Linked DNA regions of Homo sapiens: regions 1 and 2 are each linked to region 3. The links are chromatin contacts, found by Hi-C in ENCODE. All regions are on one chromosome and are shown on one strand. The core of a region is the stretch at or near the end of the contact, and the rest is flanking DNA. Distances in the headings are between cores, read along the strand shown.

The links. Hi-C counts contacts between places; a loop is a spot of excess contacts on that map. Pooled maps may share reads with other maps.
Region 1: a pooled map shows a loop between it and region 3 (2.0-fold over the local background). The contact joins the promoter of L3MBTL4-AS1 here to the enhancer-like site in region 3. A Hi-C loop is called at or near these places in 14 of 37 single-sample maps with no recorded cell type and 5 of 50 pooled maps.
Region 2: a loop to region 3 is called in a pooled map, with 8 times the contacts of the local background. The contact joins two enhancer-like sites. A Hi-C loop is called at or near these places in 10 of 37 single-sample maps with no recorded cell type and 5 of 50 pooled maps.

What each region holds. Positions count from the first base shown.
Region 1 is chr18:6,254,621-6,258,341 of GRCh38, reverse strand. It overlaps L3MBTL4-AS1 (L3MBTL4 antisense RNA 1), which reads right to left and starts at 1,598. Exons shown (of 3, transcript NR_110765.1): 1 at 1,469-1,598. The region is part of intron 5 of L3MBTL4 (L3MBTL histone methyl-lysine binding protein 4); the gene reads left to right.
Region 2 is chr18:6,480,742-6,484,611 of GRCh38, reverse strand. No RefSeq gene overlaps it. Among named protein-coding and RNA genes, the nearest start is that of LINC01387, 29 kb to the left of the region's middle. RefSeq lists an enhancer at 1,906-1,965. Within about 2 kb of position 1,876, at least 3 of the 41 ENCODE cell types and tissues checked have a DNase peak (open chromatin) inside an H3K27ac peak, as active enhancers do.
Region 3 is chr18:5,973,478-5,977,062 of GRCh38, reverse strand. All of the region lies in intron 16 of L3MBTL4 (L3MBTL histone methyl-lysine binding protein 4), which reads left to right. All of the region lies in intron 1 of LOC121725015 (a long non-coding RNA gene), which reads right to left. Among named protein-coding and RNA genes, the nearest start is that of TMEM200C, 80 kb to the right of the region's middle. Within about 2 kb of position 1,847, at least 2 of the 41 ENCODE cell types and tissues checked have a DNase peak (open chromatin) inside an H3K27ac peak, as active enhancers do.

The DNA.
Region 1 (3,721 bases), core at 349-2,848, 280 kb before region 3:
GAACCATGAGGCCTTGCAGATAGCTGTGGCCCTGCAGATGCACAGCCTCAGCGTGCAGGCATTGTCTGGCCGTCCTTCTGTGTTGTTAGTCTGGGCTCTCCCTGCTCCCTAGGAAAGCAGGTCTATGCTGGCAGGCATCTTTCCTCCCACCTGAAGCTTTCAGTCCCTTACTGCATGTGGTGAGACCTTCCACTGCCCCCTGCAGACCATCACTCAGCACACCTCTTCCTGCCTCTTTCCCCTGTGGTCCTGGAAGAAGTGTCCCTTCTCTCCAGCCTCCTGCACCTGTGCTCTGCATCCTTTCCATTCCTGCCTTTCTAGAGATCTTACTCCATCAGTTATCTCAGGGCCTGCCTGTAAGCTGACGTTTCTTCTCTTTTGAACATTTCCTTTTAGAGCCCGGCGATGTGGCTCATGCCTCTAATCCCAGCACTTTGGGAGGCCGAGGTGGGTGGATCACCTGAGGTTGGGAGTTAGAGACCAGCCTGACCAACATGGAGAAACCCCGTCTCTACTAAAAATACAAAATTAGCTGGGTGTAGTGGTGCATGCCTGTAATCCCAGCTGCTCCGGAGGCTGAGGCAGGAGAATCGCTTGAACCCGGGAAGCGGAGGTTGCGGTGAGCCAAGATTGCGCCATTGCACTCCAGCCTGGGCAACAAGAGCGAAACTCCATTTAAAAAAAAAAAAAAAAAAAGAAAAAGAAAAAGAAAAAGAAAAAAGAAAAGAACATTTCCTTTTAGAATGCAAATATGCTTAAGTCTGTTCCATCTTTATGAAAAAATAATGTCCCTTGGTTCTGCATTTTCCTCCCTAACTCATCTCCTTAGTCCAGACTGGCTTCTTGAAATTTTAGACTGCATTTTCTCTTTCTGGATTTTTCCAACCTTCTTTCCCACCTCCAGCCTCCGCAACCTGACCTTTGGGTCAGTTCATCCAGCTCCTTAACTGCCTTAACCTGTGCCATTCTGTGTGGTTACGTGTGGGTGTATTTTGTCTCTCGGTGAAATTGTGATCTCCTGGAAGCCTGACTTGGGTTTCTTTCTTCTTGTTTTAGTTCCTCTCTGCCCTCTGGTTCCCGGGAGAGGTTCGTATTGTTTGCTGTGCTTTTACCTGCGCTGCCTCAGTAAGCCCTCCACTGCTTCCCCTCACTGTGTGGAGGCACCTCCCTGACTCTTAGTTGATTTAACTGAAAACAGCAGATAATATCACCTACTTCTCAGGGATTTTCCTGAAGAATTCCACATCGTGTATATCAAGTGTCCAGCGTACTACAGTGCCTGGCATATAGATGACTTGCTTAAATACAAGCGGTTCTCAAAATCACTCTTTCTCTCGTCCCTTGCTTTTCCCACTGCCTTTTCTCAGCCCCTCTTGGTAGCCCTGTGTGCTCTGACCACCGACCCCCTGTTTATTCAGAACACTAGCCCAGCCTGGCCTCGGCAGACCTTGTCCTTGCCACAACTTGCCTTGGTTCGACCACAGTCCTCTATCCTTCCAGCCTGGCCTGCCCACGGCGGGTGTTCCTGTCTTAGTCTCCCGATCTGCACTTAAGAGTGGGTGCCCAGCGGGAAACCCACTGTCCTTGGAGCAGAATCCTTAGTGGGTCACGTTGTTCCCAGCCTCCTCTCTCCTGCCTGATGACTCACCAACTTTATTCACGATGAAAACAGAAGTGGTTCCTCATTTCATCCCCTTTCTCTCTAAACAAGGCACAATCGTGGCGTTCCCACCTCCCCCCACTTTCTTGTCCTGCTCTACCTCCTTCCCCTCTTCATAGCTATTATTATAATCTAGTATGATTTCAGAAAGAAAGACTTTATGTCCTGAAAAGGAAATTCCAGCCTTCTGCAGGATGATAAGGTTGCATTTATTTTTGGGAGGGGCTGGGGGTTGTTGGAGGAACAGAGGCACCTTCCTGGTTTAACCTCCTAATTGTCCTAGAAACAAGACAGCCTTATTTGAACACATTCCTATTCTCTCTTTGTCTTCCTTACTTGAAATCTGAGTAAAGGGAATTCACCCTACCCCAAATTTAAGTTCTTCACCTATGCCTGAATTATATTTTAAAAATGGAATTTTTCTATCTATGCCTATACATTAAATAGAATCTGAAAGACGTGCACATGTGCATTTTGTTTTTGATAGGTGCATTTTGTTTTTGATAGTCTGAATTTGTATTTAGCCCTGCAGGTGCAGGAAGATTGTTCTGTGGAAATTCCTATTTGTTAAAACTCCTTGTGAAACTTTGAGATACCCAGAAGCTTTCCAGCCAGAAGAGTTTAGTCAGATACCAAGTGTTTGTGCTGTGAACATGGTTCCAAATTACTTGACAGTCACTGAGAATACTATCACTGTTTTAATATAGATGCTTCTTAGTACTTTAAATATTAATCATAAGCCAAATGATGACCATGTCTGGCTTTTTAGTACTTTTATAAAATGCAGTGAAATACTTTATGCATTCTGATATGCTTGGAACCAAATTATAGCCTGAGTCTGTGTCCTCTTTTCAATTGCCTAAACTGTTTGCTTGTCTACCTATTCTTTTTTTTTTTTTTTTGCCTTTTATATGTATTTTGTTGCCTTCAGTTTTAAGGTAACTTCACTGGTATTTAACAGTACTCCCAGGGGGAAAAAAAGCATTTTTTGAAAGAATACTGTGTGCATTATATTGAGATGTTTGGTTGGAGTTTAAATCACAAGGCATATCGAGACGAAAGAAGGAACTGTATTTTAAAAATAGAGTGTGGCCTTGTGACATGAAGTCATTTAAGATGATTAATTGCTGGGGCTCTGAAGGGCAGAAAGAATTCCCATTCATGCTCATTTCCCGTAGTTTCTAAAGGTCTAAGTTCTGGGGCAGAATTGAAGATACATCCTGATGTGGTTCAGATGCTTTTCCTACATTTAGAATCTGTGTCTCTGAAATGGTGATTGAAAGTACCAGGGTTGCTGGGAAATAGTTGAGCAGATCTGAAGTCTGGAACCAGACAGTCAGATCAGGACTGCTTTTTAGTTCCTGGTAGGGGTATGAAGCACTTGTAACAGGCTGCTTATCTGCAGTTCCAGCTGGAAGCTGAATGTCAAGTTCAGAGCTCTTCAGAAGGAGGAGGAATTAAAGAGGAAAATGGTGGCATTTGGAATCAAGGGTAGACACGACTTCTTGTTTAGTTAAAGGAAATATGTATTAGAAGTATCCTTGTCTATTTTCTCTGGGAAGAGTTTAGTCATTGGGGGAAAAATATGTGAGTTTATTGTTTTAGACACTAGACTCAGGATTTGTGGAATCAGTTCGGTGATGGCCAGTGAATTATCAAACAATTTGAGAAGTTATTTTAAAAAGTTCTTTCTGTGCAGTCCTGTATTATGAATGGTGTGGGTTCTTTTTCTTTGTTCATAAATGATCTTTGCTGGTCTAAGGTTGCCTAGACCTAGTAGTGTTTTATCTGCTCCGGTACGTGCTTTGTTTTTGTTTCTGAGACCGTAATTCAGTCAGTGGTTAGGATGCACATTAAAATGTTTATTGTGCAGCCAAATTTCTTACTATTAGTAGCTTCTGGGGAAATGAGGATTTTGCAATTGAAATTCTAGCAGAATGGATTCACAGAAAGCCAATAAGAACTGCATTCACTTAACTTATTAAAGTATATTTTTGTTGAGCCCTGAGTTCTGTTTCTCTATTTGAAGAATGCCTCTTGCTACAATCTTGGCAGCAGTTT
Region 2 (3,870 bases), core at 627-3,126, 510 kb before region 3:
TTAATTATTCATGCAAAATAGAGAAGGCTATTAATTATTCAATTAATCCCCCTCTGTGGGAAAATGCTATTTGGATTCTTATTATGCATTTTAGCTACCTAGTTAGACGTAATTAGCCAAATAAATGATAACTTTCGGTTTCCCAGGAACCTTTTATGCATAGTCTTAGTCTCAAGAATAGATTTCTAAATATACTATTATTTACAACAAAATTGCTAAAGTCAGAGTCTAGTAGTGCACTGATAATAAAAAGTGAGTGTGAGGGGAGATACTCTTTTATAGACTATAAAGGCTGAAAAGTCACCCACCTTTATTTATTCCCAGGCTTAGCCAAGCTTCCACATTTTTCCACCTACCCAATCAATCAATAATGCTACAATAATTTAGGAGGTCGTTATAAATCATCTGTAACATGTCCAAACTTTTTATTCCTGAGTAAATACTTGAACTGGGCTCCTGTTGCATGCCATTTCACAATGCTCAAGTTCTGCCTCTCTGAGGACGCTGACAGCTTCTCGCAGGTGCAATCTCACACCTGTGCACGCCTCTTCTTTCTTGCCTTTGGGTGTGATGGCGGCTGCCATGCAGGAGGCACCTTGGAGCACATTCTGGTATTTGCACCTGCATGATCATAACGTGGGGTCCAGCCTCCAATTCCCTGGAGAAGACAGTTCTGAGACATATTTCAAATGGCTCTTCAGAAGATCCAGGCTGGACAGAGCATTGACTGCCTGCCACGGTACCCCATTGGACAACACCTTCTTAATGCAACTTTCCCTCCTTCCCTGTTCTATGCCTCTGTCCCACAATCCTGTCCCTTCAAATAAACAGTCCATTTGTAAGCCTTCATCTCAGGCTCTGCTTCGTGGAGCAACCCAACTGCACACCACTATTTGGCTTATGTCTTTCTGACCAAACAAATATATCATTTTCCCTTCAAAGTCAAAACAGATACAATCAGAATAGAAAACCACTAAGCTAACAAACAGCCTCAGCAAAGTGCTAAGAGTGACTTCAAGAATCAAAAAAGAGGCTGGGCGCGGTGGTTCACGCCTGTAATCCCAGCACTGCGGGAGGCGGACGTGGGCAGATCACGTGGTCAGGAGATCGAGACCATCCTGGCCAACATGATGAAACCCTGTCTCCTCCAAAAATACAAAAATTAGCTGGGCATGGTGGCGGGCGCCTGTAATCCCAGCTACTCGGGAGGCTGAGGCAGGAGAATTGCTTGAACCCGGGAGTCGGAGGTTGCAGTGAGCTGAGATCACTCCACTGCACTCCAACCTGGTGTCAGAGCGAGACCCCGTCTCAAAAAAAAAAAAAAAAAAAAGAAGAAGAAGAAGAAGAAGAAAAAAATCAGAAAAGACGGACCATAGGGGAAGTCCTGGTCCTTTCTTCACCTGGTGAATATGATTGTGCATTTGCCAATCCCAGGCTGTCTGCCAGGGCAGGTACGTGGGGAATGTGAGCTGCTGCAGCCCTGCCACGCTCTCCCAGGCATCTCCACACAGCCAGTAAGTCTAGGACGGGTTGGAGTCTCACCTACAGGGCATGTGATTCTGTATATTGTTACCTTTATTGGATCATACACTCACAACAAAATAATAATTCTCTTCTTACAGTACTTAGAGCAATCATAATGTTTCCTCTGTGTGAGGTCCTGCCTGGCTGAGTCACCTACGCCAGACGGTGGCGAGTAACCCTTCAGACGTCATGTTTCTCCCAGCTTTCTTCACCAGCAAGAGTTATTTTGGCCAACCAGCCATCATTGGTCCCTGCCAGGAGGTCTGTAAGGCGGTCCTTGGGTGGGGCTGGGCCGACCCCGCAGGACCTCCCTGCAGGCCCTTCCCTCGTGAGCCAGCAGATGGTGCTGAGGCAGCACGGGACCCAGGACTGGGGCGGCCACGCACTTCCCAGGGAGCGAGGGTGAAATGCGATTCCTCCTTAGACGCTAAGCAGGGAGTGAATTGTGTAATCCTTAGTATTTCACACTTAAAATCTCCAGGGAATTTGTCTTGAACTAATTTCCAGCATTATTCATCCCAAAAGTTCAAAACCATTTCAAGGTTCTTGGATAACCTATGAAGCCAGAGGCCTTGTCTTGTTTACCCTTGTATGCCTGAGACCTAGCATGAGGCCTGGCACTTAGTAGGAGCTCTAGAAATGCTTCTGAAATGAACAAAGCATCTGCATAGATTCAGAAGGGCAAAAGTGGCTTGTTCAAAGCCACAGCCACAACCTTTAACCTGCCCTGGGCTTAAACCCAGTACTTCCGAAGTCCTGTCTGCTACTGTACCCTATCTGCCTGCAGTTTTCAGAAGAGCTGAATTATTGTCTTTATTATAGTTTATGAACATTTTTAAAGTTTTTCCTACATATGAATTTAACATATAAACCAGTGAGAAATTTGGATTCCATGTACAGAGAAATTCACTTTACAGGGATGTCTGTTTATTAATACATATGTGCCATATTTAATTGAAAGGGACAACTTCACATTAAGGTTCAAAAACTTCAATGTCTTTCTATTTAAAACTTCAGTATGGTATCATTATGCACAGGAGGAGAATTGCCTGATGGTAAAACTTCACTTCTCCAACAGCAGTGAAGATACAATAAGCCAATTCAATTTTTGTAGACCTCAGTGTATTTTTAGAAAATGTTAACCATTTTGAATCGGTAGCTTTCTTAAATGTGGCATGTATTTCTCATCAAGAAAAACGTGGAATAGAATTAAACTGATTCGTTATGGCTGAGCATCCTTTCTGTGTAGTGACAACCTTTGGGGCTACAGAGGCCATGTTTGACACCCTGTTTGCTCTACCCTATTGTCTCAATCCTGTTTTGATAAATAAACAACTCTGGGCTGCCTTATTGTTTCTGTTGCTTGTTTCTGCTTGCGTAGGTTTCTTTTTCTTCTCTTCAGCATCATGCTGTCTGCTCTTCTCCCCACTGTCTCTTTTTCATGTCCCTATGTCCAGTGCCCTTCACTGACAGTCAACCAAAGCCACACACAGCAAACCACTCCTAATCCACTGTGGTTTGTTTATAAGATGCAAATATTGGTAAAACTAGAAGAAGAGTAACATCTAAAACTGAGTGTCTTGCATTAAAACACAGTGCGAGAAATGTTGATAAGATTGTTAGCATGCCATACGTGATCTTTGAGACTTGGACTCGGATTACCTATTTTTGGAGCTCACAGGCTTTTTATTATATTTCCCTTTTTTTAATAGGAGGGTAGGATGGGGAGGGGGAAGGGTTAGGGGTCAAGAAGGGAGAAGGAGGCTAACTGTGTTTTATGTAGTGAGAATGCTGATGAACAACTTCCAGCTCTGTGAAGTTTTCATTTTTCTTGTTTATTGTGATTAATGTGCTTTACTTGTCCATTTAGCTGGTTTTTAAAAGTTTCATGTAAATATTTTTATTTTCATTTTATTATTTTTTAAAATAAATTTTATTGTGTATATTGGAGGTTTACAATTGGATATGGGATACATATAAATAGTAAATTGGTTACTAGAGAGAAACAAATTAACATAACTATCATCTCACATAGTTACAATATTTGTGTGCCAAGAGCAGCTAAAATCTACTTATTTAACAAAACTCTCTAATACAACGTACTTTTATTACCTATAGTCCTCATGTTACACATTAGATCTCTACCCTTGTCCATCCCACGTATCTGCTATTTTGTATCCTTTGACCTACATCTCCCAATTTCCTCCCACTGGTTACCACTGTTTTGTTCTCTATCTCTGCATATATGACCTTTCTGTTTTCTTAGATTCCACATATAAGTGAGATCATGCAATATTTTTCTTTCTCTGTCTGGCTTATTTCACTTCACATAATATCCTCCAGGTT
Region 3 (3,585 bases), core at 598-3,097:
GCCTGACAGCCGGAGCCCCAAGGATCTGGCTGTCCCCTGGAGGTTGGAGAGGAATGCCTGAAAGATGCCCTCCGGAGTCCAGAGACTCCTAAACTCGGTTCCCTCAGTCCTCCCTGCCAGGACACAAGACCTGGTAAGGAAACAGCAGCTGGGTTGCCGCACACTCCTTTAGCATTGAGTGATTTGGGGTTGGGCAGCGACACTTTTAGAGAAAGTGGCTCTAACTCTGAACAGTTCCTAACCTAGTTTTGAAAGTCATTCTTTGCTTTTGTAGTAAATGAAAAATATCCCTGCCTTCTGGCCTGCGTGCGTTCATTCAGCCTTCATTCATCCACTCAACAGGTATTTGTTGAGCATCAGTTATAAGCCAGACAAACACATGGCTCAGAGTCTCAGGGCAAATGAACCATGGAACCAACACAAGCACCCAAGTCATCCCCCAGACAGACTCTTCCGCTCCTCTAGACTGTCCATGACCTCCTGTCTTCACGCCTTCTGTTATTGGATTTCTGGGGCAGGGTGTAATCCAGGCTACTCAAGCCCTGTTATCATTACTCCACAAGAGTCATGTTAATTGGATCCAGCCACCCAGCCTCTTCCTGCACCCAGGGTGGGTCTGGAGAGAGGCCATGGGCTCAGCACTCTTCTGGACACACACCATCCCAGCAGAAGCAGAATGCTGGCTACTTACAGAGTTTGAAAGTTTCTACTGGCCGTATTTAACGTAATCAGAAGAAACAAGTAAAATTAGTTTTGACGACATATTCTATTTCACCCAATAGATCCAAAACATCATTTCAACATGTAAATCAAGATTCAAAAAATTATTAAGGAGATATTTTACATTCTGCTTTTTCTACTAAGTGATCAAAATCCAGGAGGTACTATAGCACATCTCAGTTTGCACGCTTCACATTTCAGGTGCTCTGTAGTGTGGCTAGTGGCTACTGTTATTGGATAGTACACAGGTGTGGGGCATCCAAGGCTCTTCATTCAACTTCTAACCCTCTCGATAGCCCACTAAGCAGTGGACAATCTCTGACTCTTGTGTGCTTCATCTCCCATATTTATATAAAATTGGTTAAGAGACTGCTTGTGATGAGGGAAGACCAATAGCTAAAATTAGAAAACTGCAGATATTCGTTTATGAATTCTGGATAATAAGGGTATGAGAAACAGAAGACAGTGCAGCAGACAGGCCATGCCCATGTCTGAGGAGCAATATGACTTGGCATCTAAGAAACAGCATGTGCTGAGTGCCTGCTGTCAGAGAGAGGAGCGTTCCTGAGGAGCTCCTGTTCCCATACGGAAATAGACAGTTGTCCTGCACATCATGGTGAAGCCTCTCTTGTTCTGCTTTTTACTTTTGTTTTGTGGATAAAGAAATGGAAATGAAGGGGAATGAGTAGACTCAGAAGCATCAAAATCAAGAGAAGAAAGTGCAGCTGAGAAATGATAGCTTCAAGCACGTTCAGTACGCAGGGCATGAGAACAGGTGATCGTGGGAAGAAAACAACGTTCCCAGCTGAAAAGCCATCTCTGAACATTTCCTTGCTTCTCCAGCAGAAGTCACTATGGAAGCACAGGTCCTGGGTGGAGTAACTTCTCAGTCAGTGCCAGATAAATTGATGGGACTTGGTCGGTGACTGTCACAGATTACACAGTGGGTGAGAGCAATCACATAATTGGATTTGGGGACCGACTGCATTTTTTTTATTTCCTCCTTTTTGCAGCAGAGAACACAGTAGAACTGCTACCCCTTTCATTGAAGAGAAGGTTACTTGTGAAATGGGTCTCCGTTTTTAGTGGGATTAAAAATAACTCAAGGCCCAGTCATGCAGACTGTGGTTTACCATTTATGACTCACTTGCTTCAGTTTTGTTTTGTGAGGCTTTTGTGAAGAAACAGACATATTTTTAAAGAACATTTCCATAAAGGATTTTCCTTCTCATTTGTCAGGGTAGAGCAGAGGTGGGAAGGATGGGTGAGAGGGCAGAGAAGAAATCAGGGACCTACCATTATGTTATTTTCAGACAAAATTAAATCCTTTAGTTTCTAAAAAATATTCTTCCTCTTTTTAAAAAAAAAAAACAAAACAATAGAGACAGGGTTTCTCTGTCACCCAAACTGGGATGCAGTGGTGCGATCATAACTCATTGCAGCTTTGACCTCCTGAACTCAAGTGATCCTCCTGCCTCAGCCTCCCAAGTAGCCAAGACTACAGGTGCATGTCACCATGCCCAGCTAATTTTTTCTTTTTTGTAGAGACAGGGTCTCACCGTGTTGTCAAGTCTGGTCTTGAACTCCTGGCCTCAAGCAATCCTCCCAACTTGGCCTCCCAAAGTGCTGAAATTACAAGTGTGAGCCACTGCACCTGGCTGAATACTTTTCTTTTTAATCTGTGGAATGGGAAGCAGACGGTGCTCTGCCTCGTGTCGCAAGTCTGTTTGGTCGTTTCACTGGAAAGGCAGCCCTAGGTCACACGCTGTCCACAACTGGCAGGTCTGGCTGTCTCAGGCACTCTGGAAAAATTGGCCTTCCCCTGGCTGTGGCGTTCTGACTTTTAAAGGCAGATAGACTTACCAGTGGACTTGCATCTCATCAGGGAATCAACCAGGTTCCAGTGTGTTTATTGCCTCTATAGGAAGGGCAAGCAATGACTTTTCTTTGGAGATGGGTTACTCCTCTCTGAGTGCTGCTAGACTCAAGATCCATGGCCAAGTCTTCCAGTGCTGTGGTCCAGGGCCTCTTCAGACCCTGCAGCTGGACACAGAGCTGAACATATCTGAACATATTGGCCTTGGAAACTTGAGGGTACAGTATATCTGTAAGCACCTTGAATGAAATCTTTAAGCTCTTCATCATATATTTTTTTAAAGGCCATAAAATCCAAAAGAAACACCCATAGCAAGGAAAATGGTAGCAAAACAATTCTTTCAACCAAATCCCCCAATGACAAACCACTGACATTACAAGTTTTATGTATTCTGTTTTCTAGAAGGAGAAGGCATCCTACACGTAAGGACATCTTTATTTATTGTCACATTGGTGTTAGAGGCAAAGGCAGTATTACATATACATTTCATTTTCTGGTGCAGAGAACATTTTGATTAATTAAAATGTTAAAACCTCCAGTAGGAGGGCTGCTTTTGCAGGCTGAATTTCCTTGGCTGACTTTTAGGGGAGCTGGATAGGAGTCATGACGGCAATGAGGTCGTGCAACTGGGAAGCATCTCATGTCCCTCAGCTGTGTTAGGTGGAAACAGGGCTGTGATGCCAGCTCTGGTGGATGAAGTACACAAGTGACCCTTCTGCCCTGTCATTGTGGCAAACATCCTTATCAAATCTGGAAGGCTCCATTTACCCAAAATGCCCAAGATAGAAGAATCTGATCCGTCTGATTTGATGAGAATGGTTTCTGGAAACGGTCTATGCCTTCATCATCAGCTTATGTTCTTTAATTTATTAACAACTTTTTAGTGAGTATCTGATGTGACATAAATCGTGCTGGGCTTTGTAAAAAAAAGTTAAAATCAGTATATTCGCATATTACAAAAATTTATGCAAATTTTAAGTGGATATTTT